Linked DNA regions of Mus musculus: region 2 is linked to region 1. A link is a loop called in an ENCODE intact Hi-C map of the cell type or tissue named here. Cell type or tissue: left cerebral cortex. All regions are shown on one strand.

Region 1 (5,000 bases):
TTTGAGATCTGACAAGAATATATAATTGCCAAATGAAAGAATTTTCATTACTTGTAATATCGTGCTTAGCACTCTTGCTACCTCTCTACCTAGGATTAAAAAGACAAGAAGGATAAATACTTTAATATTAGCCCCCTGAGACCACCGGTCAGGAATAAAATTTATTATATGCAAATAAAATTCCCTCAGCTAAGCAGGACTTGCTAGGACATTAGAAAGCTTTAAGATTACTTCTTAACTAAACACATCTCCAAAACACCACTGTGACCTGCAGCAGTGTCACACTTGGCACTCACAATGGCGGGAGGAGCTACTGCTTTCTTTTTGATAAACCCTGTAGTTCCAGCTGCTCCTTCTCTGCTATGTAGAGCAGACTAGCCTGGACCTCACAGAAGCCTGCCTCTCTGGTTTCTGAGTGTTGGGATTAAAATAATTATGTGCCCTCCTAAGCCTGGACTTTTAAGTCTGTTTATATTTCCCTTTACGTTCAATCGTTTACACATAATACAGTAAAATATCTGAAAATTATCTTGGGATATTTACTGATATTTTACTTTTACAAAATGAGGCTTTTCTAAAATCACTAAGAATACCCAAAACACTTCAACTGAACTACATCATGCAGAGATTTTAGAGCCTCCAGTACCACAACAGAAATGGTAATAATCTTGAAAAGGTGATTTCCACTTTAAAATCCCATCTGAAGTAGGATGTGGAGGCACACACCTTTAATTCCATGACTTAGGAGGCAGAGGCAGGCAGCTCTCTGAGTTCAAGGCCAGCCTGGTCTACAAGGCAGGTTCTAGGACAGCCAGGGCTGCTACACAGAAACTCTGCCTCAAAAAACTAAAATGAAGTAAAATGAAATTCCATGCGAAAGACCACCTGTTGATAAATCTTGGACCCTTTAAAATGAAAAATTACTTACTTACAATAGTTTACCAAAAAAAAAAAAAAAAAAAAAAAAAGGACAAACTAGTATGTAAGCAAATGGGACTCTGAAACATTCAGATTACAGGGCTACAAAAAGTAAAAAGCAAAGAACCAAAACAAAACCACGAGAGTACTACGCCTAAATCGCTACTCAAAACCATCACGATGTTCAAGTAAATACTAAACTTGAAAGCTAAAATTTAATCTGTTCTCGCGAGGGTCCTACTAGTCTGACATTTTATCTTTTAAGCGTCTTGGCTAACAAACTTAACTGAAGATCAGTGCAGTTCATTTCACAGTGTGTATGGGGGGGGGGGGCGGGCGGGCATTTCTTCATCATTCCTCTCTTGGCTAAGGTGCATATCAAATGGAATTAGTGCAAGAGTCAACTCAATAGGCACCTTAAAGCAATGTGCCATTTTACTCTCCCCACAAATTCTCCAGGGTTATAACTCCAGTTCCTTTAACTCTTGGTGTTTCACTTTCCATTTCACAGAAATCACGTAGTTGATCCTGGAGAGCCAGAGCACACTGGCCTCTGCAACCAGGGGGCAGGCACGTGAATGATCCCTAGGTGCAAGGGAGTTGGAAATGCAACCCCACCGAGTGGGACAGCTGAATCAGACGCGGCTCCCGGGGCCGGGTTATCCTCCGCGCTGGGACCACTGGCTGGGTGAGGGGCACACCGCCAGGACCTCTCCCCGAGCTCCCCGGGGCAGGACCGTACCTGCCGAGCCAGGGGCTGTTACCTAACCGGCCCGATCGTCCCACGGTCTCATCCAGTCCTCCCTGTCCCAGAGCCAAGGCCGCCGGCGGCTACGGTAGCTGCAGCGTGCGCCCATCCCGCCGAGCCTCCGGCCGCGCCCCCGCCGCGGCGTAGGCCCCGCCTCCGGCCCGCGCCTCCATCCTTCAGCCACCGCGTTGCGGCTCCTCCACCTGCCCCATCCCGCCGCGCCGGCTCCCGCCGCCCCGGGCCCGGAGACCCCCCCCCCCCCCCATCGCAACTCCACCTTGTACGAGTCGGTGGCCAGCAGGATGTTGAACTCGGCTTCTGCCGCAGCATTCATCTCGGGCCGGAGCGGAGACGCCGCGCCACGAGCTGCCCGGCGCGGCTGCGAGCAAGGAGAAAAATGGGCTTCGCTGCGCTCCGTTGCTTAAGTCACCGCTCGCTCGCAGGGGGGCGGGAGAGCAGGGAACGGAGCGCGGGGAGGGGCCGGGAGGGCGGGCAGGTCCGTGACGCGGCGGTGGAGGCTAGCGCGCTCCCCTGCCCAGCGCGCTCCGGCGGCTTTCCCGGCGGCTCCGCGCCCCGCCCATCCCGGGGACAAGGGGCGGGGCACGGCTGCGCGTGCGCAGCGCAGGGGCGGGGGGGACTGAGGAGGACGTGAGGCACGCGCTCTGCCTCAGCTGCGCCCGCCCCGGGCCTAAAGCCGACCGTCACCCCAGCGCGTGACCTGGGCGCCTGCCTCTGAGGGGCGTGGTCTGATGCAGGGGCGTGGCTTGGCGTTCCCAGCCTCGCCCCTCCTGCCGGGAGTCTCTTTGCCCGCCCCAACCCGGACCTTCCTCTTGTCCTACCCAGTCCCTGCTCGTCCTGAGAGTCTTGTTGGAGTCACGCCACCAGCTAAGGCCAAGGAGCCACCCACTGTCGTCTCCCTGTTCCCGCACGCGCTGAATTACCTTTGTCTCCCGCTTGGACGATGGATGGAATCTTTGGTCCCCATCCGTCTTGTGGATTCCGATCCTCTAGATTTTCCTTTAAAATCAGAGGAGCTGCTTGCGGTCTGAGTTGCCCTGGCGCGTGGACTTGCTTTTCTCCGCGCTCAGTCTGTAGCTGAGCTCTTTGATCCTTTGAAGGCTGACTTTTCCTGGAGAAAAGCCTTTGCGTCTTAGGGAAAGGTTAAATTCAACCCTCTCAGACAATGTAGGGACAAGACCAAATTGAATCTAATATTGTTGGGAAGTAAAAGGCATACAGCCAAGTCTTATACAGTGGATCTGTTTTTTGGTTTTTTGTTTTCCTTTAAATCATTAAATCGTGGGGGAAAGAGCTAGTAACCTCCCAAATAAGCGAAGTGACGTCTGATGACGTCACCCAACTTCCATGAGCCTGTCCTCTTGTTCAGTTTTCACATACAGAGTTGCAAATTTGTTTTGCATAGAACTAAAATTCCCTTTGCATGTTTAATAGCATTTAAGAATTCTAAGATTTAGGCTTTGTTGTTGTTTTGTTTTTATGGAATACAAGTAGCAGGGGGAAATCGGTATAACTAAACTGGCACAGACTGCATCAAGTTAGTAGCTTCCTTTTGCCTTTGACTTCTCAACAATGTTAGATTCAGTTTGGTCTTGTCCCTTCATCGTCTGAGAGGGTTCAATTTAACCTTCCCCTTAAGACACAAAGGACTGTTGAGACTTTTCTCCAGGAAAAGTCAAACAGCTTTCAAAGGATCCAAGAGCTCAGCTACAGCATCCATTCATCTACAATTGACCGCCATTTTAGGCTGTTTTATGCGGGGGGTGGGGGGTGGGTGGGGGGTGGAGGTGGGGGTGGGGATAAGATTCTAATTACAAAGTAGTCTTTGTTCACGGTAGTGTTTTCTAAAAACAAAATTTGATCTTGCAATCTTTCAGTTTTTTTCCCTGTATAAAAATGAAAAAGCCCAAAATGTAAAAATGCTAACATTGTAAGCATACTGACATTGCTAGATAAGTTCAAGAGTAGGGTCTGCAGGAATATTACTGGCTTAATCCCACAGCAATCTTTAGAGGAAAAGGTGACTATTGAAGTTCTTAGAGTTCTTAAAAGCCCCTCTCCCGCAAAGGGCTATATGCTAGTGTGGACTGACTAGAAGGAAGCAGATCAACTTTTAAGAGTTGGGGTCTCAGATATAGCTGTCTCTTGTGAGACTATGCCGGGGCCTAGCAAACACAGAAGTGGATGCTCACAGTCAGCTATTGGATGGGTCACACGGCCCCCAATGGAGGAGCTAGAGAAATTACCCAAGGAGCTAAAGGGAACTGCAACCCTATAGGTGGAACAACAATATGAACTAAGCAGTACCCCGGAGCTCTTGTGTCTAGCTGCATATGTATCAAAAGATGGCCTAGTCGGCCATCACTGCAAAGAGAGGCCCATTGGACTTGCAAACTTTATATGCTGTGTGTCTCACTCATTCCCCTCTCTGTATACTAGCTCTGGTTCTCAAGGCCTTTGCCACAGACCCCAATTTGCCCCATCTGACTTGCTATTTATTCTTACCACATGTGTTAGATATTTGGCAATGGGGAAATACCTTAGAGAAATAGTTATAAAAGAGGAAACATCTATTTGGCTCATAGTTTCAGAGTTTGATCCATATCACTCAGTGTTGTCTTTTTTGGACTTGGAGTAGAGGAGGGAATCATGGCAGAATGAGTGATAGAGGAAAGATTCATAGAAGTCAAAAATGGAGGTGGTGAGGAGAGGGCAGGAATGGAGACAAGGTATAGTCCCAGGAACATGCCCTGATTACCTTCTTCTAGCAAACATCCAAATCATGACATTTCTATCATCTCACCAAATAGTACCATCAGCTGACAAGCTCTCAACATATAAGCCAGAAGAGGGCAGTTCCTATTCAAACCGTAAAATTCTACTTTTGGTCAAAGACTCATCACCATCTGATGTATAAAATGCATTTAGTCCATCTTCAAGAATCCTTAATATCTCAAAACTTTAAGTCCAAGCTCTCTGCAGAGTTCAAAACAAAATGTTAGCTTTCAAGATACAGTGGTACAGAGTAAGCATTCCCGCTCTGCAAAAGAGAAACGGGAACACAGGGATGAGGGATAGAAACGAAGCAAATCAGAAACACAGCAGGACACAAGTCAAATCCTAACTAGCATAACTTCATGTCTGACAATTGGGGCTGCATGCAGACAGGATGGAAACTCTGAGGCTTGGATAGCCATTTGTTTGAATATGGAATAAATTCTATTAAATAGTACAAGATTAAAAACCTTAGCTTTCATCAGTCCATGTTTATAAACATACCTATTTATATAGTTTGACATATACATTAAATGTAAAC
Region 2 (5,000 bases), 180 kb after region 1:
AATATCAATTGGAAATTACATCGTGCATATAGGCCATAGAGCTCAGGGGAGGTAGAAAGAATGAATAGAACTCTTAAGGAGATTCTGACCAAATTGGTTCTGGAAACTGATGAAGACTGGGCCAAGCTCCTTCTCTGCTCTCTCCTGCTCAGGGTCCAGTGTTATTGTAAGAAGGGGATTGCTCCTTTTGAAATTATGTCTGGGAGAATACCTCCCATCTTTCCCAACCTCTGACCAGAGTTTACTAATCCCGATGTACAATGCTGTTCCCATGCCAACCAATCAGTGTTAACTAGAGAAAAACCTTGCCATGGTCAGCTAAACTGCACAGAAAGGAGAGAAAGGAAAGACGGATCAGATACCCTGTTTACCTGGTCCCCATGGCAGACCACCTCTCTGTCAGGATTAGCTGGATCATGAGTCTTATCCTAGTCAGGCTATTAGTAGGACTCTGTATCCTCAATTGCATGACCAACTAAATTATTGGTCCCTAGGACCAACTATGCCTTCCTAGTACATGATAAGTAAACAACTTGACTCAGGCCCACAGAACGAGTGGGGAATGTAAGGCAGCAGGCACATGCAGCGGTTCCTTCATCTTGTATTCTTGCTGAGGCCATTTCATGCTTAACTAGATGTTGATCTCATGGATGGAGAATCCCATGAAAAAATTACCCAACTCTATTCTAGGAATTCAACATCAAAATACGCAGTAAACTTATCTCTGCTTCTGCTGACCTGCTTGCTTGCTCAGAACTACTCCTTCTACCTACTGCTTATTTTAGCTTCATGATGCCAGGGCATAGGTTTTCTCTTCAAAAACCCTGTGTGCAGGACACTAGGCACTACACTTAGATCCTGAATAACTGAGTATAGCCTTGCTAACTGAAATGAAGACTTTCAATAGGCCATACATTGTTTCTGAGTGGTCATTTTTGATGGACTCCCCATAACACTTTTGGCCATGTTTTATTATCCCAGAAAATAGAAACCTCCAATCAATACATTATTCTTAAGATTTATTTTGTTAAAGTGAAGCACAAAAAGAAAAAGATAAGGAGGTAGATAATTCACAAACAGATCCTAAGTCTACTTACTACATCTAAAGATTGTTAGATGTTCCATTTCTGATCTTAAATTGTAGTGGTGAGCATGAAATTAATATATCTCCACTGATAATCAACAAAGAAAGTACCAAGGGAACCCAGGAGAAATGCGCCAGTTTTAAATGATATATTAGCATCGTTCAGTATAATTTTTCAAATTTTGTCTTCAGACGTCACAGAATATTTCTACAATTAGCTCAAGTGCTAACAATGATAGCTGCTCTGTACCCCCAAGGGAAAAGAGTCCTACCTCACTAAAATTGGAGATACAGGAATCTACTGTGTCTTGGCGAGCAGAGGTACAGGGAAAAATTGTGTAATTTGTGGGAAGGGGATTGATGTTTGGGAAGAGAACGGATCTATACCATTCCTAGTTGCAAGGAGTACAGGGTTGCCAGGAGCCATTCCAATCCTCCTGGCTCCAGGTCTTTCATGAAGAAGGGATCAATACCACCAATGGTGTCTCCACCTGATGCCATTTTTTCCACTTAAGTCTTTGGAGCCTATGGGTGTCTATCTGTCTGCCAGATAAGATGCTGCAGTCCTTCCATAGTGTTTTCTAAGCATCTACTTGGAAAATAGCATTCTTCCCAACACTTACCCCAGTCCTTGACTATTTTATGAAAGAGCTTACATTTAGTGTGAAAGACAGATATGTGTACAATAAGAGGATGGATTCCGTGCAAGAACATGAGGGTCAGGCAGGCAGGGTACTGTTCGCATGAGAATGTTGAACAAGGCATTGCATGGACTGGATACTTGCCAGACACAGATGAGGAAGAGCAGTCCAGCTAGAGGGAAGGATGGAATAAAACCCAGCGAGATGAGGAAAGAGGTATATTTGACACAGCAGTAATGCCAGTGATATTGAATTAGTAAGTGTATGTCTGTATGTGTACAGGTTATGAGACAGGTTAGAAAGTTCCCTGTGTGCCACATTTTGGACTTTATATTTCATCCCATGGCTAATGGTGTGGACTTTTCAGTAGGAAGTCATGGTCAGTTCTGATATCCAAAGAAGTGACAGTGGCAGCAGTGGGGAATAGAGAGGGATGAGGCTAGATACCCAGGAGTCAGTGTGGAGTAGCTGAAGTTGTCTCAGAAATCCCAAAGAAAGTTAGTTTACCAAGACAGGCCATGGCTCAACTGTGATAGTGCATATGGTCATGAAGAAGAAGTCTTCCGTGGCAATTGTTCAATTGATTGACAGGATGAAAGCTTGACATTCTAGTGGGTGTACACAGGCTATCCTCAAATGAGATTCAAGGAAGTTGTGTGCTTAGAAACACTACTAACAAGTCTGTAGAGGAGTCTCTTCTCCCTGGCTTCAAAGGGATGATATTTTTTAAAGGGATGTGTTTGTTTAGCAAATGGAACTTTTGATCATGGAAGGGACCACACAAGCGGAGGGGAGACAAGACCTTCTTTGTTCACAATTTCTCTTCTGTTGAAAAAGTTTCTTTACCGCTTTTGTGCTTGAATTTTTCCCTGCTATTAATCTGCCACCTTGTGGCCTAATGAGGAATTTCAATTTTAAACTGAGAGGAAGGACTAAGAAGTCAATATTCCTTTCCGAGAACACAAACCCTGCCATAGCATAGCGCTGGCTGTGAAAAAGATCAAAGGAGAGCAGAGATACCCCGCTACTATGTAACCCCTTCTTCCCTGCTCACCAACGACGCTGTGGGATAGGAATTCACAGGGCAAAAGGAAGAACAGAGTCACAGGCACTTAGAATTCTGTGTGCTTTTCATCCTACAAAGCGATAGCTTGGATAGTGTCTTCAAATTTTAATGGAAAGTTTAATTGACCTAAAAGTTAAATAATCAGGTAAGATTATCATTAGCATCCAAAATACTGTATAGAATCATAAGACAACTTTGCAAACAGATAACAATTAGGCATCAAATAATCACTCTGTAAAGTGAAATGAATGACGTATGTCCACATATGCCTCTTAGCATCCACATGGCAGGTCACAGTCATCTATAACTCCATTCCAGGAAATCTGACACTCTCTTCTGCCTCCGTGGACACCAAGCACACACACACACACACACACACACACACACACACACTATATATATATGTGTATATATATATATATATATATATATACACACACACACACACACACATCCAGGCAAAACAATAAATAAATACACATACAAAATAAAAATAAATAGATCATTTAAAAATAAAAGGCCAGTTAAGTCACCTAGGGACTAGTATGTTTCTGAAATTTCTACTTTGATATCTTTATTCTAATCTGACTCCACAAATGCCCATGAGTTCTTTATTTTCTTTATAGCCAATCTTCTTGTTTTCTTGGTCCAGGCCTATTATTCTTAAATACTGTTACACAGAATACTCTGTGTTCTCCTCCCAGACAGCCATATTTTTAATTTCTCTCTCTCTCTCTCTCTCTCTCTCTCTCTCTCTCTATATATATATATATATATATATATATATGAATAAAGTGGTCTGTAAGCTTCTTTCTGAATGGGCAGCTATTTATTACAGCAGGCCATACTTGGCTGAGGTTAGCAACAAACCTCAGTTGCCTTTTAACATTCAAAAGAAATGCAGGGCCTTTGAAACACTGCAGGCTTCTTTTACTTTTCTTACTAATTTGGAATTCTGGCTTCCTTCTCTTTCAGGTTTTATGATTACTTGTTATTTTTGTTTGTACTCTTTTTCACAATGTCTGAAAGGATGGGAGAGGTGGGAGGAAAGGCCAAGGTAATTGAGTCCACCTAGCTGCCTCTGCAGTTAACAGCATGCCAATTCTAAACCCTGGGCTTCATTTTAATCTATTCTTTCACACAAAACAGCATCCAGTTGATATGTGCAGAATCAGGAGCATAGTCACCACAGCTGTCCTTTCATGTTTATGAGGTCCACACTTGGGGTATGAGAATTGCATCTGTTGAACATGGCTTAGGTTTTCTTGATATTATTCCCCTTTAAAAACCCATAAAACCATTCACATAGCATTTTTCTTGTATCAGGTATTATTAATAATCTGGATGAATTAAAGTATATGAGCATATACATCTAAGTGATAGAAAAATATTACTAATACATCATTATATATAAGGTGCTTGATACTTGAGAATTTGCACATCTCTGTATGTGGTGGAGGGAAACTAATTCTCTGAGGCTACCAAAGGATGTCTGTATTATACAAATGATATGGAAATTAACAGTGACTATAATAAACTGATGAAAGCAAGTTAGGGGAAAACAGGGCTTATTTTGGATTGTAGTTCCATGAGGTTAGAGTCTATATTGATGGGGAAAGCATGGGAGCAGGGGCAAGAAGCAGAGAGGTCACATTTTATCCACACACAGAAAGAGAGATAGGATGGGAAGTCAGTGAGGCTACAAACCCTCAAAACTCACCCCCCCCCCCCAGTGATGTATTTCCCAGTGGTGTTAGGAAGTGATGAATCTCCACTTCCTGACAGTTCTGTACCCCCCAAAACCATGTCACCAGCTAAAGACCAGCTGTTCAAATGCATGAACTTAGAGGGGCATTCTCATACTATAACAGTCCTGGGTCATGCCAGCAGTGTAGGTAACATGAATAATCAGAAATGAAAGTGATCAGAGGGTGCAAAGCCAGGAGGGAGTTCAGAGTAAACCTTAAGCTTGGGATGGGCACAGCACTTACCATTTGCCTTACAACGTTATTCACTCTACCTAGAGCTGAGAACTGTTTATGCAGGAAACACACTTCCTCTGTCTGTCTGAGCACTCAGAAAGGCTGCATTGCCTCCTAAGGTAAGATGAGATGCAGCTGTTAGCTTGCCCTTTTAGCCCTGTGAAAGACAGGTGATCTACTTCCTCCAGGCACAAGCTGTGTTAGCAGCTCAGTTCTCCCCAGCAAGG

The links. Peaks named below come from ENCODE experiments on the same cell type or tissue, not always from the same donor. Only the 100,000 strongest peaks of a DNase experiment are listed, where the experiment ranks them.
Region 2: it touches region 1 in a loop (3-fold over the local background); 26 of 42 quality-filtered maps call a loop at or near these places.

The regions. Positions count from the first base shown.
Region 1 is chr12:32,817,570-32,822,569 of GRCm38, reverse strand. It overlaps Nampt (nicotinamide phosphoribosyltransferase), which reads right to left and starts at 2,235. Exons shown (of 11, transcript NM_021524.2): 1 at 1,944-2,235. The coding sequence starts at 2,000. In left cerebral cortex, a CTCF peak has its summit at 2,619; DNase peaks (open chromatin) are centred at 1,803, 2,390 and 2,982; H3K4me3 peaks cover 2,404 bases; H3K27ac peaks cover 1,808 bases.
Region 2 is chr12:32,635,244-32,640,243 of GRCm38, reverse strand. No RefSeq gene overlaps it. Among named protein-coding and RNA genes, the nearest start is that of Gm33380, 56 kb to the right of the region's middle. In left cerebral cortex, a CTCF peak has its summit at 2,614 (motif pointing left); a DNase peak (open chromatin) is centred at 2,607.